2 separate regions of the Homo sapiens genome follow, and region 1 is linked to region 2. Evidence: read pairs that join two places in POLR2A ChIA-PET (ENCODE). Cell type or tissue: OCI-LY7. All regions are shown on one strand. Each heading gives the region's core, and the rest is flanking DNA. Links, peaks and the distances in the headings are about the cores only.

What was found. ChIA-PET counts read pairs that join two places held together with the same protein. Peaks named below come from ENCODE experiments on the same cell type or tissue, not always from the same donor. Only the 100,000 strongest peaks of a DNase experiment are listed, where the experiment ranks them.
Region 1: POLR2A ChIA-PET joins it to region 2 with 5 read pairs; 3 of 35 experiments call an interaction of 5 or more read pairs at or near these places.

The regions. Positions count from the first base shown.
Region 1 is chr4:76,980,568-76,991,418 of GRCh38, reverse strand. All of the region lies in intron 1 of SEPTIN11 (septin 11), which reads right to left. Among named protein-coding and RNA genes, the nearest start is that of SEPTIN11, 36 kb to the right of the region's middle. In OCI-LY7, for the core only: CTCF peaks have their summits at 6,848 and 7,048; no DNase peak of the experiment used is centred there.
Region 2 is chr4:77,141,792-77,152,642 of GRCh38, reverse strand. It overlaps the pseudogene RNU6-1187P. Among named protein-coding and RNA genes, the nearest start is that of CCNG2, 10 kb to the left of the region's middle. RefSeq lists an enhancer at 1-49. In OCI-LY7, for the core only: a CTCF peak has its summit at 1,669 (motif pointing left); DNase peaks (open chromatin) are centred at 5,952 and 6,652; H3K4me3 peaks cover 752 bases; H3K27ac peaks cover 2,223 bases.

The DNA.
Region 1 (10,851 bases), core at 1,194-9,193, 160 kb after region 2:
TTCCACAATTCCAAATCTTGCTTCACCAGAGAAGGGCAGCAAAAGGCTTAGAGTCAGACAGACATGGGTTTGAATCCCAGCTTTGCTTTCTACTTGCTTTAGTCTCTATTCTGCCCTCAGTAAAAACAGGAAGAGGTGCTAGGCTCTCTCATACATATCTCCTTGGCAGGGTTGTTGGGAGGAGATAAAGAGGTATGGATGAGAGTGCCTAGCACTTAACAGGTCTTCTGAAACTTGGACTTCCTTTACCTACAGTAGTTGGGAGGAAGAGGCAACTATCATTTAAAAATCTGAAATTAATCAGAAGTTCTATTACAGCTGCTAGGCATTCCAGGAGAAGCTGCTGACCAGCAGGGCTCTCGGACATATGAATAAGGTAAAATCACAATAAAAATAAAGTGAACAGAAAGAAATAAAAAACGAGAATGATGATTCTAGCCTGAAGAAAATCCATTCCTAAAGAGAAAACTCATTTACAAAGCTGGAGGAAAAGCCACAAAATCACATTCCTGTTTGCAGAATCAGCAGTTAGCAGAATCCACATCCTCCCCAGCTGGGAAGCATTCTGGATTCCCCATCACTTTTGCTTCTGCAGTCATGCACCACTTTGTGATGAGGAAACATTCTGAGAAACATGCCAGTAGGTGATTTTGTTCTTGTGTGAACATTCTAGAGCAGTGGTCCCCAACCGTTGTGGCACCAGGGACCAGTTTGTGGAAGACCATTTTTCCACGGACAGGGTTGGTTTGGGGATGAAACCGCTCTACCTCAGATCTTTAAGCATTAGATTCTCATAAGGAACGCACAACCTAGATCTCTCCCATGCACAGTTCACAACAGGGCTCAGGCTCCTATGATAATCTAATGCCTGAAGCTGATCTGAAGGAGGCAGAACTCAGGCGGTAATGCTGACTAGCCCATCACTCGCCTCCTGCTGGCCAGCCCAGTTCCGGACAGGCCACGGACTGGTCTCAGTTGGCAGCCTGGGGATTGGGGACTCCATCCTAGAGTGTACTTGTGAGACGTGAAGCCAGCTGGCCTTCCTGGGTCGAGTGGAGACTTGGAGAACTTTTCTTACAAGAGGATTGTAAAACACACCAATCAGCACTCTGTAGCTAGCAAGAGGATTATAAAATGCACCAATCAGTGCTCTGTAAAAACACACCAATCAGTACTCTGTAGCAAAAGGATTGTAAAATGCACCAATCAGCACTCTGTAAAACGCACCAATCAGGAGGAGTCTAAAAGTAGCCAATCGCGGGGAGGATTGAAAAAAGGGCACTCTGATACAACAGAAACAGAACATGGCAGGGACAAATAAGGGAATAAAAGCTGGCCACCCAAGCCAGCAGCGGCAACCCGCTCAGGTCCCCTTCCACGCTGTGGAAGCTTTGTTCTTTTGCTCTTCACAATAAATCTTGCCGCTGCGCACTCTTTGGGTCCGTGCCACCTTTAAGAGCTGCAACACTCACCATGAAGGTCTGCGGCTTCATTCTTGAAGTCAGCAAGACCACAAACCAACCGGCAGGAACAAACTCCAGATACACTTACACAAACCTAGATGGTATAGCCTACTAGACACTTAGGATATATGGGATAGCCTATTGCTCCTTGGCTATAAACCTGTACAGAATATTACTGTACTGAATGCTGTAGGCAACTGTAACACAATGGTAAATATTTGTATATCTAAACATAGAAATGGTACAGTAAAAGTGCAGTTTTATAATCTTACAGAACCACGGTTGTATATGCGGTCCATTGTTGACTGAGAGTTTGTAAAGCAGTACATGACTGTATTTTAATCCAGCCCTGGGTCTACTGAAATTAACAAGCTCGGTGTGCCCAGATGGATTTTATTCACCATACTTAAACTGAAGTGATATCCCTTTTCTTTACTTTTAAAAATGAAGTGTTTCGGTAGATGTGGTTAGATAGGCCGTAGCCTCTGATCCTTATCAGCAGGCGGAAGCAAGACAGCATGTTACCAAGGTGATATTTGAATTGTTTAATCCAAACAAATTAAAATTACGTTTCCATTCGAAAGCAATATTTAATTTTTACCTTTAAAATCAGGTATTACAATTTAAGTTTAGAAAGATTTTTCTCTTTAAAATTTATTTTTTTTTAAATTTAAGAGATAACATTTATGTATTCAGGTGGAGAGCTGGAGATTTTTATTAACAAGACATGGTGATTACATTTTTCTCAACGCCTCAGATTATGGATAAATAAAGTATACTGATCCAAGTCACTTAATCCTCGGGCTTATGTTTCCTCCTCTGTAAAGTGAGGAGATTTAATCAAATTACCTCTAAACAAAGTCTCTGGTTCTTTGTTTTTTCTAATTCTAAGGCTTCTTAATCTGGATGTTAGAGATGCATAAATCCAATTCCGTCATTTTGCTTAAGGAAAGCCAACACAGGGTGAAAAATTCCTGGAAGCATATTTGCTCTGGCCAGATCAAGATGGCTCAAGTTTTAATTGACCCATGAAAGGGAGTTTCTATCAGTTATGCTGGGAAACTCCAAACCAAATGGAAATCTGTGTGCATAACCTCTGTGTTTTCCACCTCAACTTTTAATTTCTGCTTAACTACAATACATATGAATTAGCTAAGAAAGTTATGTACCCACTGTTTACAAATGCCCTGCTTAAAAGCAATTTCTTTTTGTTTGGCTACATCTCCAGTCATCCACGAGATTTTTGAAAAGTGGATTTATATCCTCAAAACAAAACCTAGGGCTGGGCGCAATGGCTCATGCCTATAATCCCAGCTACTTGGGAGGCTGACGCAGGAGGATCTTGCTTAAGCTCAGGAGTTAGAGGCTGCAATGAGCCAGGATTGTGCCACTGTACTCCAGCCTGGGTGACAGAGTGATATACTTTATCTCCAAAATAAAAAAACAAACAAAAAACCTAGGAAATGACTTCTCTGTATAAGTTAGTTATCTGTTCTCAAAAAGAAAAGCAAATCTTTATTCATGCTTTCATTCATTCAGCAAATATTCATCGAGTACCAGTGTGGGTAGAACACTGTGTTAAATGCTAAGGATACCATGATGAAAAAACAAAGCCTCCCCAACTCATGGAGCGTACAGGGTAATGGGGCACACAGATGTCAATCAAATAGTCACAAATACATAACCATAAAGCTATCCAAAGGACAGGATGCTGTGTAGCCTTATAACTCATGTGATTAACTACTCATTCTTTGAGTGAATTCACCAGCCTATAGTATGTAAAAATATGTATTAGTCCAAAGCACTGTTGAATATTAATTTAATAGGCGGCCCCTGTGTACAGCTGATGTGCAGGTTTCACATATTCAGATGAAAACAAATAGTCTTTCTGAGCAGCAGTACCTGATGGGAGAAGGTAGAAATATCAGAACTCAGGTTTCAAGGGAACAGATGTCCAATTTTAAAGAGAGCTGAGATGAAACCATGGGGCAGCAGAGGGCAGAGGAGACATGTACAGTACACTCCTTTGAGCTCTGTCTTTTCTCCTTACAGAATACCCACTTGGAAAAGAGAAGAAGTACATACCCCTTCATCTTAGGTCATGTCTTTTTCTGAGGTCCTATTTCAGTAGTACAGACGCCTCTGAGCTGAAGAGAGGTAAAGAAAAGAACATGCTGTCTCGCACACAAAATCTTTGACTGACCACCAGCCACCTCCCAGTATCTGGAGAAATTCTGGCCTCACGAACTGTCCGCAAAGTAAGTTTTATTTAAGTACCCTGATTAATCATTTCTGTAGATACACACTCTTATCTGACTGCATTCTAGAAAGTATTGAATTGGTTTCACATTCTCTTTTAAAAAAAGAAGGTTAATGGGAAGATGGGAAACGCCCTTAGTTCTCATGCAAAAGGGAAAACACTGGAATGCAAAGTTTTGACCCAAACCACAGCTATGAAGCCAGCATCGGGATGCTTTCAAAGCTAAGCATTGCTGGGGTAACTTTCATAATATAAAATGTCTGGACCATCTCATTACCAATGAGAATTGCATTCTTTAAAGATGATTTGAACAACATTTGCTACTCTGCTTGTCATCTATACCATGAAATCCCATGCCTAGAGCCAAGAAAACCCCCAAGGAAATTGTCTCACACAAGCAGCAGAACAGAGAGCGCCAGGCGGCAGTGAGGAACTGTTAAGAGAAAAACCATATGGTAATACAAGGAAAGAACAACTTCTCAGTGCGGCCCAGCTGGAAGCTGAGACTAAGGAGGAGCATCCAGGAGCCAGCCCCTAGGTCACAAAGCCAGGTAGATAAGCTCAGAATGCCAAACCCAGGGAGCCACTCTGGAAAACATATCATATAACCAAAAAAGCACTTGATTAATACTGAATAATTGTCCCAATTCCAAGTGCTATCTCCAAGTAACTTTCTCCAGAAGACTCCCAGTAGAGGAACACATTTTGCTTTTCCAGATCCTTACAAAATTAATGCCGTGTGGGGGTTTTCTTTGGGGCTGGTAAGATTTTCGGGAAATGTTACCTTTTAATTGTTTTGTTTCTGTAACATTTGAATTATTACAAAAGAAAAAAAAGCTGTAGTTTTATAATAGAAAATATATAAGATTTTTAAAATCCAGGAACATCAATAACAATAATACTAAATAAAGATCTTTTTTGAGGAGGTAAGCCCACAATATTTATTGTAGCTAATAGGTAGGTTAACAGAGTAAAATAGGAGAACTTAATTTTTCTAATAGTAGAACCAAGTCATGTTGAAAGTGACAGGAGGAATCGGAAAAGTGGAAAAGTGTAGTGGAAGGTGCCCAACATGTGAAGTCAAGACAAGAGCACCTCTTTCATAGTTTAGCTGTGTGACCTAGGGTATTTAACTTTGCCTCAGTTTTGTCAGCTTTAAGACACATTCTCTCACAGGGCTGTTGTAAAGAATTAATTAACATATTTATCTTTTGTCAGCTCATTTTACACACTTTTCTTGCCCATCCTTGCCCATGACTTTAATAGCCAACCATAAGCTAACAACTCCCTTTGTCATGACCCACACAGCCCAATCTCCTCTGCTGGGCTTCCTACTGTACAGCATGGCCCAGGCATCTCTAAGCCAACATCTCGGTGGAACTCAGCCTATCCCCATTCTCAATTCAAATAAGTCCTCCTATTTTTTTCACGCCAAATAGCAGCAATGTCTACTTCAAGGTATAAGAGAGTCCCCCAGAATAACATGTATTAGCATGCATCTGATAAAATCTGCACAGTTATAGACCTCCACCCTCTTGCAGGAGAAAAAAAGCCCACTGTTTAATCAGCTTAAACCCTCCCCTATCCTCTGAATTGGACAGTGAAGACTTGAAGTCATCAGTATCATGTTAGCTTTTCTCCTCTGTGCCCTGATGTATACCTCTAACATTTGCTGGTCACCCACCACACTCTTTTCGGCCAAATTTTTCCCACTCTGCCCTTTGGACATAACTACAACCAGTCTACTACCAGCTGGTTTCCATCCCTAAGCCCTGAAATCCAATGACTAACTTTGATATTTCTCTTAACGCTGCCCTCATTCGACTTCACCAAAATTTGTAAGCGCCTTGTTGTTTCAACAGAAGTCATACTCTCCAACCTTCTCATTTTCAGATAAGGAAACAGGTACAATGGCTACTTGACTAGTGTTCTTTATGCATGGGCCAGGTGGAGACAGAGTGAGGCGCGGGAGAACCCAGGACCCTGGTGCCTGGCCCACCTTCCCTCCATTACACTTAGGCCCGCTTTGCAGATAAGAACTCACATTGGTTGTGGATGAAGCCGAATCTAAAAGGCCTGGAAATACCATGCTGCATTCGTTCTCGTTCTTCCACCTAGACCTGCAGCCCCCTTTCTGTCTCTACAGCCTACCCAGGTTTACCTGGGACTAGAGTTTCACCTTCATTCCATCAGAAATTAAATTTCTCATATGCCCTTAGGAAAAACGCTGTTGAAAAGCAGTCCCCAGAAACAGGTATCCGAAGTGAACAGAGCCCCAGAGCTGCTTACAACCCCAGATAGGGGGAGGAGGGGAATCACTAGCAAAACAGCATTTCAGCAAACAACCACCAAGTGTGAAAATCCAAAAACTGTACAAAGCTAGAGCACTTTTTTCTTAGAGACAGAATGTTTTTCTAAAAGTCTGTGTAAACTCTTGAGAAGTTAAATCTAACTGGATGCCAAGAATTAACAACAACAAAAAAGACATTTTCTTCAGTTTCCAAAGACCACAGTCTCTCTCTGAGCACAAGTGACTAATGCCTGTAACAGCCGAACATTACAAAGTGCTGACCAGCAGAAAGTCTGTTTGGGAATGACAAGGTCCACGTGTGCATTCCAGGGACGCTTACAGATTCTGCAGTACTCCAAGGAAGACAGGGTGGGAGGGAAGCAATGTGACAAATAGGCAAGAAGTATTTATAAAGGCACGACCCAATTAGAAACAGATGTTGCAGCTGCTCTTTCGCACTGGCCCACATCAGAGATGATGAAAAGCCCGTCACCCAGCAGCCACCTAGGAACACTAATGAGCAAAGCAAGCGGGGAAGTGGGGAAGAGGTCATAAACCATTTCAAAACCCTCTTGCTGTCCAGTGGGTCCCAAACAACCCAGTTCCATTTAAGACATATCACGTCTCTTGCAGAGCATAAAACCACCCACTTGTCTCACTGTTGTTTATTTGGGTCATTTTTGTCCCTCCTGCCCTGTCTTTATCCTATGGAATATCTTCAAAACAGTGACGAATAGGAGGTCAAATAGAATTAAGAGGCTCAAAGCAGTTGGAAGTTTTTTCCTCAACTTTTTATGTCCTGTGCTACTCATATTCACACATCTATTCCTCAGTATTTCCTGTTTGAGAAATATTGTGGCTCAGTTCATCTATTTCTATTCACTGAATGCATTCATCAGCAAATAATGAAATATGGATGGGACGCTTCCTTCCCGATGCCACCATTTCTATCACCGGATATAAATTAGCCACTTCCTTTCTGAAAGATACCATATATTTCTGTGCCTTTCTGAAAAGGCAGGGGATTTTCAGTTACAGTAATGGCCATGTGATGGCAGTCTCTGTGAGAGAAGAAAAAAAAAAAATCCAATCCAGTTCCAAGCAAGTCATGAACAAAAGCACCAGGGCTGTTTCCCCTAGTCACAACCTGGCTGCTTTCTCCTCCCAAGGCATGTTCAGTTCCTAATCCAGGCTGACCTAGAACATCTGAGTCCAGTGACACATTTCCAGCACCTGAAAATTGAGGAATTATACCAGAAATGACCAAAACCATGATACATATTGAGGAAATAAACATACCAATTAACATCTGGTCTTGCTCTACAAATATTACTAAACAATTATGGCCAAAATCCTCAAGTCTTCCTAAGAGTTCTTTTTTTCTTTTCTTTTTTTCCCTGAAATGGAGTCTTGCTCTGTCGCCTAGGCTGGAGTGCAATAGCGCGATCTCGGCTCAATGCAACCTCCGCCTCCAGGGTTCAAGCAATTCTCCTGCCTCAGCTTCCGAGTAGCTGGGATTACAGGCACCTGCCACCACGCCCAGCTAATTTTTGTATTTTTAGTAGACACGGGGTTTCACCACGTTGGCCAGGCTGGTTTTGAACTCCTGACCTTGTGATCTGCCTGCCTCGGCCTCCCAAAGTGCTGGGATTACGGGCATGAGCCACCACACCTGGCCTCTAAGAGTTCTACTGTGTCTTAATCTCAACCCTGGATAAAACAATATCAGGATGGAATAGGGGTTGTTTACATAAATGTGGGGCATGTGCTAGTTTTCTACTGCCATATAACAAATTATCACAAATTTAGTGGCTTGAAACAACATCCATTTATTAGCAGTCAGTTTCATAGGTCACAACTTTGGGCATGGTGTAGCTGGACTTTCTGCCTGGGTTATCACACGGCTGAAATCAAAGTGTGGGCCAAGCTAAGGAGGTTGTCCTCTCAAGGCTCTGGGGAAATACCCTCTTCCAAGCTCATTCCAGATGTGGGCAGACTCAATTCCTTGCAGCTGTAGGACTGAGGGCCTTCTCTCCTTACTCGCTGTCAGAGGCTGCACTCAGCTCCAAAAAGTCACTGACGGTTCCAAGCCACGAGGTCACCTCTGTCTTCAAAGTCAGCAATGAAAAATCTCCCTGTGTCCCTCTCACATGTCAAATATCCTTCTTCAGGAACAGTCTGGTCCCTTTTAAGGGACTGCTTAATGAGGTAAGGTCCACCCAGGTCAATCTCCATTTCTAAACGACAGCTGTGCCATAACCTACCTGTGGGAGTGATATTCACAAGTTCTGGGGATTATGCAGAGCGTGTACACCAGGGGGCTGGGATCTTGGGGCCATTTTCGGATTCTGCCTACCAAAGTATACATTATTTCAACATCCCTATTTCTCCTGTGTAACTTTAGGATAAGATATAATAATGAATATTGGCATTTCCCCAGCTAAAAAAAAAACAAAAACAAAAAACAACAAAAAAAACACACAACTGTCTCCAGGAGAAAAAAGATAGATATTAGTAAAAGCATGGTAAACTAGATCCCTCTCAGGCTACCAAGGCAAACCTTTTACACTGAATCTGATAAGGGCAGCTAACCACAAACTAGCTAGCCTTTGGAGGAAGCCTTCCAAAAATGAAAGTAAACTGCAAATGTTTAGGTGTTGTGTTTGTAACAAGAATTCTAGGAAATACAAAAGATTCTTAAGGAATTTGAGTCTTATTAGGGAGATAAGTTATTGAGGTAAAATGGAAGATGATTTTGAAATGTTTCATGATGAAATATACTACAAAGATTACAGGGTTAGACAATGGAGATGAATGTGGACCAGAGCAAAAATGTAAAACTCTCTTAAAGCAGGTCAGTTTTGCCCTAGGTTATGGTAAGATGAAATAAGATCTGGGCCGGGGGTGGTGGCTTATGCCTGTAATCCCAACACTTTGGGAGGCTGAGGCAGGCAATCACTAGAGGCCAGGAGTTTGACACCAGCCTGGCCAACATGGTGAAACCCCGTATCTACTAAAAATACAAAAATTAGCCAGGCATGGTGGCACCCGCCTGTAATCCCAGCTACTAAGGAGGCTGAGGTGGGAGAATCGCTTCAACCCAGGAGGCGGAGGTTACAATGAGCCAAGATCACACCACTGCACTCCAGTCTGGGCAACAGCAAGACTCCATCTCAATCAAAAAAAAAAAAAAGATTTGAATAGTTGCAGAAAGGGAATGGAGATGGATGGAAAGAAAGAGGTAGAATCTATCAAGGAAGGCAGCAGGAAAAGGAAAGAGGCCCAAAGGGCAGGGAAATCAATGAACTAGGAAAACTAAGAGTAGAGGATGTAAGACTTTAAAACTGATTCTTTTTCAGTTTACTGGAAATAGTCCTTAAATGGGGAGCATTATGCCCAGGATGTGCTACTAAGTATTCGAGTGTCACTTGGGGGAGAGATCTAGAAACAATCACTGAGCAGCCACGTCATGAAAGACTTTTCTGTTTCCCACTCCCTAGTGTACTTACAAACATATCTTCCCACCAGACCAGCACACCAAGGGATCATGAGTATAGAATTGCCTCAGTCAAGGTTTTAACCCAGATTACCAGCTGGGGCAACCATCCAAATGGTAAGCTATTTGATGCAAACTTCTGCAGAGCATGAAAAAAAAAAAAAATGCATATCTTGCAGAGAAGCTAATAAACAGACTCTATTTGTTACCGCTACAAGTTCAGCCATTCTAATCAAGCTAAAGCTTTCTTACTCCTTCCTTACTCTGTTCTCCTTCTCAAAAAATAGGACCAAATAACCCCTAATAAATCAATAAATACTCCCACTAGCAGAGACAACTTTCTGCCTTACAGAAAGTTAACTGCACATTGTAGAAGCATCCACCTAGGTGTAAGAGAAAGTTGGTTTAGAGTTTTTCTCACACATACTGTTGTGCTTAGGAAAGCAGACCCAAGAGGCTGTATTACAATTTTCCTCTTTTCTCAAAGTTCTCCTATTGATAGAAGATTTTATATGCTGGCTTTCTTGTCTTGATCAGTTAATGCAAAACAAACCTTTTCACATGCTGCAGCTCACAAGAATGTTCCCACAGTCCTCTCCACCCCCTCCATTGTCCACTAAAAATGTCTCTTAAAGAGCCATTTTCTTTATCATTATCATCATGTTGATATGTCTGAATAATCAAGTAGGGCCCAAGTAGAACACAGGGAAAATGCAACTGCATACAACAATCCGTTATAAATCCCATCAGCTCTCAAAAAGAGATGATAAAATATGTGCAAGAGCACAGGTTACATTTTTACTCATGTTGTTACCACAAAGCACAAAAGGTTTGGGTCAGCAGCCCAGACTTCTCAGCAAGATCGGGTCCAATTCCACATCAATGGTCCTAGATTGATAGATTAAGAGTATGGGATATGTGAATGGGAATATGTTTCTGACAGTCTTGATAGCATGATTACAGGGAAGCATTAAGCTAAAATCAAAACTTGAAAGATTATAGCTTGGCAAGAGATCCTTGCTGTAATCCATACGATCTGTAGGAAGGAAAAACTGAAGTTAAATGAGACTCAGGGTGAAAGACAAACCAGAATTAGCAAAAATCTTAGGCACTGATCCAGGTGGCTGCCATTAAACACTCCCAAAGCCTAATGGTCCATTTGAATAATTATTACTCACATAGATAAAATGAATGGCAAGCTAAGGGAAATAAGTGATGATTACACTGGCAAAAACAAGAACTACTTTCCCATTTGAATTTGAGAAAAATCCAAGCCTCAAATCCCTTCCCACATAGAGAGGGTCAGACCACGTATCTCACTGTAATCATGGCTACACAGAGT
Region 2 (10,851 bases), core at 1,245-9,244:
CCTCCCAGTTCTACTAGCCTGCAAGAGAGTAGCCTTGTAGGAACTATCTCTGCAACCTGAGAACTTGAGAACTAAATGCTCGGTTGACTCTGAAGCCCGACTCAGTACTTTGTTATCCAGTGCTCTCTCTTTTACACGAATAATCAACTGAAATAAATGAAGTAGCTTTGACATAATGTGAAAAGCCTGGCAAAGGAGAGTGAACTGAGAATTCGGCAATGCCTGAAATCAGAACTAATCATCTCAAAATCATCTTAAAATATATTTTAAGTGGCTCAGGCTACATTCTGGTACATTGTACATGATTCTTTATGTAACACATTTTTCTTTCATGGTTTGTTTCAAGAACCATGACCTAACTCAGAGATTTCCTGTCTTTCCTTGACATCACAGTGCTATATGAAGTTGACACTGTCAGCAAAGAGTAACTTAGGATACATCTGTTGAATGTATCATCTTATTTCCAAAAGAAGTTTTACTGTCTGTGAGAGTCATGATCTCTTTTTTTATCTCAAATGAAAAGGCAATTGATGTTTAAAGTGATATGGATAAGTGGTATAAGCTTAAAATTTGCTTCTGTTAACATTTTAAAGTGTTTTCAAAATGAAATTTTTTTTTTAACTTTAAAAAGAAAGACTGCTGTTGAAACCCTGTCTCTACTAAAAATACAAAAATTAGCTGGGTGTGGTGGCACACACCTGTAGTCCCAGCTACTTGGGAGGCTGAGACAGGAGAATCACTTGAACCTGGGAAGTGGAGGTTGCAGTGAGCCAAGATCACGCCACTGCACTCCAGCCTGGTGACAGAGCGAGACTCCGTCTCAGAAAAAAAGAAAGACTGCTTTATATCAAAGATCCTCAGGTCTGTTTAATTACGTATATTTTTATGTTTTCAACCACATTCTGAATAAGAAATTGTGGCTACATGCAGAAGTAGAACCAGATTTAAGGTAGTACATTTGAAGCTTTACTATTTGGAGGGGCTCTCTCTAGGAAAAAAAGAATTTACAAATACAAAATTAGATATGAAAGTGAATACTTATTTAAAACGAGACAATTCAAGACAAAGTGTAAATTTTAAACAGTTGTTACATACTGACTGCTTCGGCTATCTACTGCTGTACAATGAATCACCCAAAACTTAGTGACTCAAAACAACAATAATTTTATTATCATCACCCACAGGTCTGGGGCGTTGCTTGAACTCAGCTGGGCAGCCCTTGCTCAGGGTTTCTTATGAAGTTGTAATCAGATGGTAACTGCGGCTGGCATCATCTTGCTGCCACTCACGTGTCTGGAGTTGTTGCTGACTGTGGGCTGGGACCTCTGCTGAGGCTGGTGGCTGGAACATTTATATGTGACCACTCCACGTGGTCTTTCCATTTCCTCATGGCATGGTGGCAGGGCCTGAAGAAAATCAGGTGAACACTGTGTCTCCTTTTACAAACCAGCCTTGGCAGTCAGATAGCATCTATATTAATTTCACACTGATGGTCTAGGAAATTACCACAAATTTAGGGATTTAAAACAACAAATGTTTATCATATTACAGTTCTGGAGGTCAGAAGTTCAAAATGGGTCTCACTGGGCTAAAATCAAGGTGTCAGCAGGGCTGCAGTCCTTCTGAAGGCTCTAGAGAGTATTCATTTTCTTGCCTTTTCCACCATCTAGAGGCCACCTGCGTTCCTTGGCTTGTGGCTCTTCCTCCATCTTTAAAGCCGGCATCATGGCATCTCCAGATCTCTCTTGACTCTGACTCTTCTGCCTCCCACTTCCAGCTATAAGGACCTTAGTGATTACATTGGGCCCACCTGAATAGTCCAGTATAGTCTCACCATCTCAACGTCAGCTGGTGCTTGCTTCAGCATCACATATATTAAAATTGTTTTTTTGTTGTTTTTTTTGTGTGTGGGGGGGGTTGTTTGTTGTTTGTTTGTTTGTTTTGAGATGGAGTCTTACTCTGTCACCCAGGCTGGAGTGCAGTGGCACGATCTCGGCTCACTGCAACCTCTGCCTCCTGGGTTCAAGGGATTCTCCTGCCTCAGCCTCCCAAGTAGCTGGGATTATAGGTGTGCACCACCACGCCCAGCTAATTTTTGTATTTTTGGCAGAGACAGGGTTTTGCCCTCTTGGCCAGGCTGGTCTTGAACTCCTGACTTCAGGTGATCTGCCCGCTTCAGCCTCCCAAAGTACTGAGATTACAGGCGTGAGCCACCACGCCTGGCCACATATATTAAAATTGGAATGTTACAGAGAAGATTAGCATGGCCCCCATGCAAGGATGACAGGCAAATTTATGAAGTGTTCCGTATTTTTAAGAAAAAGAAAAGTTTGGGCATGGTGGCTCATGTCTGTAATCCCTGCACTTTGGGAGGCCGAGATGGGAGGATTGCCTGAGCCCAGGGCTTCTAGACCAGCCTGGGCAACATGGCAAGACGTTTTCTCTACAAAAATTTTAAAAATTAGCCAAGCATGGTGGCATGCACTTGTAGTCTCAGCTTGGGAGGCTGAGGTGGGAGTATCACTTGAGTCCAGGTCAAGGTTGCAGTGAGCCATGTTCACACCACTGCACTCTAGGCTGGGTGACAGAGAAAGACCCTGTCTCAAAAAAAAAGAAAAGAAAAGAAAAGAAAAGAAAAAAAAGGTCAGCAGATTTGCAACCTTAATTCCATCTTGCTATATTACATAACATATTCACAGCTGGTGAGGAATAGGATGTGGACATTTTTGAGGGACCTTTATTCTGTCAACTACAACATCCTTTCAGCCACAGTCACATCTACTCAGGTTCAAAGACAGGGAACGTAGATTCCACTTCTCAATGAGGGATGTGTCAATCACCTTATAACAAGAGCATGTGGGATAGGAGATACTGTGATGACTGTCTCTGGAAAATAGTCTTTTACATTCACAAACATAAAAAATCTGGAAAATCCCATAATATTTTTTATTAATAAACTGCCTGACATATGGCTGTACAACTTTTTACCAATATTTTTGGCTGTATACTCTCTGATCACCTCTTCATATGATAATAATATATTAATATAATTTTCTGAAGAGAACTTTTTTTAAATTTAGTTTTTCCTTTAATATGGCTAATCAAATTTTGTTTTTAAAAAATTGTTGCTGTTTTAAAATGTTTATTTCAGTTTTATAATTCATTATTAATACCATAGTATATGTTATGGTTGATATTAGATTTGGGAAAATCTTTACCAAGTTTTTTTCTGCGTACAAGCTATAAAAAATCCAGGATACCAGTGAAAACGGATAGACTAATTATTTAGCTTCTCATCTGTTTCTTCATTGCAGAAGCATATTTTGAGGTTTATGTCATCTTTGTCAATGTCAGTATTTTGTATCAAATCAGCAAGAAATTTCTATATTTTGTAGGATTTTATGATTCCTTCCTCTTAATAGAGTATCAAACAATCCAAGACTTATCCATTACTTCTAAAAATTTCTCTTTTCCCTGTAAGGAAGCACTGGTTTTAGAATGATCTGGAAAAAGTGTTATACATAGTTTGCTTCTTCGTATCTGAACAAGAAGCAATGTCATCATGCATTTTTATCACTTTTATTTCATATCCCATTAACTTTTTATGTAAATTTTCTCTTAGTTCTTCAATAAAAGCACTTTTAGATAACAAAACAGAGCACCTTTCTTTTATATCCAAATTAGGTTTTTATAATTCCTCATTGTTTTATTGGAACAATCCAAAATGTGTTTTTAAATTTTAGTTAAATGATATGTTTTCAACTCAACTTCCCCTTAGATCCCCAAAATGCTGGTGGACACTCAAGCACCTCTAAATTCAAGGGAAAATGATACAGTGAAATTTGACATGGAGAAAGATAGCAGCCTTAACTGATTGTAATTAAAATCACTTACTTTCACAAAACTCAAAAAAATATATATGTGAACTGTATCAGTCAGGGTTCTCCAGAGAAACAAAGCCAATAGGATATATATAGATATAGTCATGCACAGCAAAATGATGTTTCAATCAGTAACGCATCACATATACAACAGTGGTTCCATAATATTATAACATTGTATTTTTACTGTAGCTTTTATCTGTTTAGATATGTTTAAATACACAACTATTTACCATTGTGTTAGAGTTATCTACAGTATTTGGCACAGTAACATGCCGCAAAGATTTGTAGCCTAGGAACAGTAGGTTATACCATATAGCTTAGGTGTGTAGTAAGCTATAGTACCAAAATTTGTGTAAGTACACTCTATGAAGTTTACACAATAATAAAATTGCCTAATGACGCATTTCTCAGAACTTATCTTCATCATTAAGCAATGCATGACTGTATATAGAAGGAGATTTATAATGAGGGATTGGCTTATGCAATTATGGAGGCTGAGAAATCCCACAATCTGCTGTCTGCAAGCTGGAGGCCCATGAAACCAGGTGGTGTAGTTCCAGTACAAGGCCCAAAGGCCTGAGAATCCCGGAAACCAATAGTGTTAAGTCCCAGTCCAAGTCCAAAGGCCTGAGAATCAGGAGCACTGATATCCAAGGCAGGAGAAGATGAATGTCCCAGCTCAAACAGCAAGGGCAAATTCACCCTTCTCCTCTGCCGTTTTGTTCTATTCAGGCCTTCAGCATAGTGGATAATGCCCACCCACATTGGTGAGTGTGGTCTTCTTTACTAGTCTACTGATCCAAATGCCCTTCTCTTCTGGAAATGCTTTCACAGATACACCCCAAGATGTGTTTTGCCAGCTACCTGGGCATCCCTTAGTTCAGTCAAGTTGACATAAAATTAACCAACACATGAACACTCTGCTAGGGCCACTCCTGAGAACTTGGAGAGAGTGTGCAAATGAGGGCCCCTGAAGCTAAATTTCATTAGCTTTATAATAATCTACATGTAGTAATCAATAATGAAGTTGTCAAGCACCGTATTCAGTGATTTATATGTCCTGACATAACTTTAATGCCTGTAACACACACAAGTGGTAAGTACCATCACACAGACCCAGAAATAGAGTCCCAGGGAGTTTATGTAACTTGATCCCACAGCTAGACAGTGGTGGAATCAGTGTTCAAACCTAGACAATCTGACTCTAGCATCCACACTCTTAACCACTATTTTACAGTGACATAGTTACTATGTTACATAGATCAAGTTTAACCACTATTTTACAGTGACATAGTTACTATGTTACATAGATCAAGCCTAGTGACTATGTTACACAGATCAAGCCTATATCCGAATTGTTTTATTTTCCTTCTTCTCGAATACCAGGAAGAAGACCTATTTGGCTGTATTTCCTACTAAGTTCACTCAAAATGGCTGCATCAGTAGTTTAGGTTAGTTTAAGCACAGGCAATTTGGATTGGGTGTTTTATTATGAAATTTAATCACTGGTCACCTGCATACGTGTGTGCGTGTGTGTGTGTGTTTCCTTTGTTTTTTGTTTTTCTTCAATAGAAAGCAAATATGCTTTTGAGAAATCTTAGACTTATCTCTGTCAAACTAATCTGAAAAGAAACTGTCCAGACAGATCAGGCCTGCCAGGATCAGCTACCCTTACCCTAGAGTTTTGAATTAACATGTTTCTTAAAAAAAGCCAGCCAGTTGTTTCAACACAGTCCCACCACTCAAATCTCAGGAAAGCCAGCAGGGGAAGAAAAATGAGGCTCCTTCTTTTCTGCCTGGGGGGAGATGTCTAAAGATTTGAGACATCATGTGAGTGTGTCATGTCAGTAGTTTGCAAATGTTTAGGGGCCAGAAAGAAATTGTGCTATGTTCCTATTTCTCCTGATAAGGACTATTTTGCAGACATGTGGGTTCTTTTCTACCTTATGACAAGGAAGTGTTTTTAAAGTCTTTAAAACAGAAGATGGCAATCAGCAAATACTCTGATGACTCTACTATTGTTAGCTCAGCTGCATACCATCATTCTAAGAGGAAGTCAAGGCCCTCTGATAACTCACTGCTAAAACAGCAGGTTTGAGGTTTACAGCCTGTGCTGGATTCTAGGAGGTAGAGATGGTAAGGGGTGGACAAAAAGAGTACATAGAAAATAAACTTTTTTAGAAATGTGCCAGAAGTTACCAATGTATTGTGCTTATTGTGTTGTGCAATGTTTGTTAAGTTTTTATGATGCACATAAATAATATGCTATCTCGAGATCTTGTATTTAAACAGGACAGAAACATATTGACTCATCCTGCGTGAAGATTAGCTTCCAAGAATATTCAGGTTTCTGTAGCCATGTGTCTTACAAATGCAGCATTTTAAAATCTTCATTGCTTCTTTTGTTCAGTTTAATAAAAGTTGTCTGGGCAGCTAATCTATTCCAGGCACAGTGGAGGAAACAGTAGACGCAAAATGGCTATGGTTTAAACCCTACCCTCAGAGAGCTCAGAGCCTAATGGGAGAGAACAGAATTGACAAATCACAATACTGTTATGCAAGTTTTGCAACAATAGCAGTGTGTAGAAAGGATAGCAGCAAAACAGGGAGAGAATAGTTATCTCAGGAGGGAGAGATTTCACTGTGTGACTGTCTTCTCCTTTCAACTCAGAATGTTACATACATTTTTAAGAATGAGCAGCTCTGCACAAGAACAGATTAACAGCATCTAAGCAACTCAAGAGTACATGTGGGTAGAACTTCCACCTTCAGGATGTCCTTTTGACACTGGTGCTTCCGGTATATTTGTGAAACCCATTATCCTAACTAAAACTACTTCAAGTTATACTTTTGACTTATTTAGGCTAAGTGAGATTATTGCCATTTCCCTGTAAGGGTTACTTATTTTACTTTATTTCTTCTTCTTTTTTTTTTTTTTTTTGAAACAGATCTTCGCTCTCGTTGCCCAGGCTGGAGTGCAATGGTGCGATCTCAGCTCACTGCAACCTCCTCCTCCTAGGTTCAAGTGATTCTCTATCCTCAGCCTCCGGAGTAGAGACCAGAAGAATGTACATTACCACAACAGCATTAGTTGTATTGCATTGTTTGGTTACAGGTGATTTTGTTTTTCTTTTTCCACATTTATTTTCCACATATTATTCCACATAGAATAATAAATCCTTGAGTGGTCTATTTTACTTCAGAGTAACTACATCTTTCATACTTTTTTGCTTTTTTGAGATGGAGTCTCGCTCTGTCGCCCAGGCTGGAGTGCAGTGGTGCAATCTCGGCTCACTGCAACCTCCACCTCCCGGGTTCATGCCATTCTCCTGCCTCAGTCTCCCGAGTAGCTGGGACTACAGGCACCCACCACCATGCCTGGCTAATTTTTTTGTATTTTTAGTAGAGACGTGGTTTCACCATGTTAGCCAGGATGGTCTCAATCTCCTGACCTCGTGATGCCCCCGCCTCAGCTTCCCAAAGTGCTAGGATTACCAGGCATGAGCCACTGCTCCTGGCCAGGGTTACTTATTTTAATCATGAAAGTAATAACAGCACATTACAGAAAATGTGGAAAAAGAAAAACAAAATCACCTGTAGCCAAACAATCTAATACAATTGATGTTATTGTAGTAATGTACATTCTTCTGGTCTCTTTTCTGATAGATAGATATATATATAAATATATATATTTATATCTGATATATATATATTTAATTGTATTGTAAAATACACAAACAAGAGAGTATACATATATTCAATGTAAAGACCATCAATAAAGGCTGGGCATGGTAGCTCACACCTGTAATCCCAGTTCTCTGGGAGGCCAAGGAGGGAGGTTCACTTGAGGCCAGGAGTTCAAGACCAGCCTGAACAACATAGAGAGACCTCATCTCTACAAAACTTTCTTTCAATTTGCCGAGCATGGTGGTGCATACCTGTAGTCCTAGCTACTCAGGAGGCTGAGGCAGGAGTTGAAGGCTGTAGTGAGTTATGTTCGAGCCACTGCACTCTGGCCTGGGCAACAAAGCAGGACCCTCTCTCTAAAAATATAAATAAATAAATACCATCAATAAAACAAGTAATTGTGTATCCACTACCCAAGTTAATCAATAGAATATAATCTGAAAGCTCTAGATGCTCTTCCTGGATCACATCCCCTACTCTCTCTCTCTGAAAGTAACCCTAGTACCAAATATTCAGTTAATCATTCCCTTCCTTTTAAAAATAGATTATCTGTATCCCTAAATAATGTATTGTTTAGTTTTTAAAAATTTATATAAGTGAAATCACACTGAGTATATTTTTCTGTGACTTTTTTTTCCAACTTTGTGTTTGAACTTCATCCATGTTTGCCTATAGCCATAGCAAATTTTATTGCCATATAATTCCATTGTATAAAAATACTATAATCTGGCCAGTTGTGATGACTCATGCCCATAATCCCAGCCCTTTGGAAGTCTGAGGCAGGAGGATCACTTGGGGCCAGGAGTTCAAGACCAGCCTAGGCAAAATAGTGAGACCTCCCCATCTCTAGAAAAATTTGTTTATAATATTCTATATGTTTCACTGGTAACATTTTATTTATATTCTTAATTTCTTTTTTTAAATAGCTCACATTTATTTTAATGTTTAATATTAGAAGTGTTTGAGATCTTTATTTAGAAGTTTGGTGATTTCTTGTGACAAGAAATATGCTGTAGAAGCTTAACTCTTTTTTATATCAATTAGCCTATGGTAAAATTCTTTTTGTTATACATCATTTCCCTTAAAGTTGAAGTTTCCAAGAATCTATCAATGACATTAAATAAGAACTTATTATATAGCTAAAATATAACATTAAAATAGAAAAAAGAAAATACATTCCATGTAATTTTAATCAGTTAACTACACAACTTCTAGAGTGGGTAAAATATGACGTTTTTGTGTGTGTGTGTCTTTTTTTAAATTTGTATAAATGTATGGGATACAAGTGTAATTTTGTTACATGCATAGATTGTATAATGGTGAAATCAGGGCTTTTGGGGTATCCATCACCTGAGTAATAGACATTGTACCCATAAAAAGTAATTTCTCATTATTCACCCCCTCCCACCCACTCCCCCTCTCCAGTTATGTTGTTAATTTCATTAAACAAAAATGAAGGGTCTGGACCCTGTAAAGCCTGAATAATCTGGATAATTATGAAATCTACATTTCATTTTGTACTATACAGACTTTAACTTCACAATAAATACACATATCCCAGACCTCGGCTGTCTAATAGTTAAAAGATCTTGAAACCTGGAATCAGCACACTTGGCTTTTTGTACTGGCCCTGACATCTGCTAGCTGAGTGACCCCTGAAAGCCCCCTCTCCCGCATTCGTAAAAATAAGATTATAACTACTGACTATCTCACAAGACTGTCTGGGAAGATTAAGTGAAAGAATGTATGTAAACACAATTAGTAAACCATAAAATACTAAGCAAATGTAAATTATTATCTTGGGTTCAAATTTCAGCTTTACTACTTTATCTCTATATGACTTATATGGCAAGCTACTTAGTTTTTCAAAGCCCGTTTCCTTACCTGAAAAATGGCAGTTTTATAAAGATTAAATGAGACAATATATAGACAGAGAGCTTAAGTGCCACATAGTTTGTGGCACATAAGGCCTTACACATAAGGCCTTGGTAAGTGTAACTAGTATTTCTTATTGTCACTTATCTTCTTACCCATATGAAAGAAAACATTGCTTTAAGTTGTTCTTCCAATAATTTAACAGTTTATTCCAAACTATTCACATGATCAATAACCCGTGCTTAGAAGAGACCTGAATTGGATAGCGTACAAGCTACAGCAAAGGAGCAGAGCTTTTCTCTGTACAGAGCTAACTGGCCAATATGAAAACTAAACCTTGTCCTTATTAGGTAATTGGATGAACCAACCTGGACACAAACTGTATAAACAAATTTTGCATACCAAGAATGTTGTTGCCAAGCCCAAGGATCAGCATCAATAAAATCTGATGAATACTACATTCATAAAACGTTTGGATAAGAATTAACATTGCCTGTTTATTTCTTACAAGGACATTTCAGTAACGACCTATTTCTTTCTCTTTGCTTTTGTTTTTATATCGCCCTGTCCTTGCAAATCTGAACTCTGTGCCCATTTCTACAACAGATGGCTTTGGCTGTTGCCACCCAGCCGTCTTTTCCTTTTTTGTTCTGAGAAGTGAACAAAGTGGGTCACCATGGAGGAAAGCTGCGTGCTACCCCTCACGGGCTTAATTTGATTCCCTACAGCCCTTGAGGTCAGAAATCCCCAAGCTGTTTATGACCCAAATTCAGATCTGCAATGTGCCCAGGAAACCTGACAGCTGTGTGGGCAATTCTGGCTCCAAATTATGCTAACCTTCCTGTGATTCCATTTAAGACAAAATGAAACAAAACAAAATGAAAACCTCAGGTGATACTCAATTGAAAAGTATAATTTTTTTGGTGAATGATGGTATGTAGCATATTGAGCAACAATAATGTAAACCAAGCAGTTATTGTTTTATTTCTTTATAAGTGTAGAGTGCCGTATGTTCTCAGAAGCCACTGAACTATGGTAACTTCTGATCTTATCCCAACCAGTTGCACAAGTACTGGGAATCAAACACCTGTTTATTTGTTAATGCAACTGAAGGAACTTGATCATTAGGTTTTAATGACTCTAAAATATGTACTGAAATTCTATTTCAGAACAAACTGCATTTTCTTTCATATACAGGTTTGTTGTGATAATCGATTTCTTATTTATAAGAAACAGTATGATTCGGATACTTTGCCTTACTGGGTTTTCTTTCTTTTTCTTTCTTTCTTTCTTTTTTTTTTTTTTCTGGAGATGGAGTTTCACTCTGTCACCCAGGCTAGAGTGCAGTGCCATGGTCTCAGCTCACTGCAACCTCTACCTCCTGGGTTCAAGCAATTCTCCTACC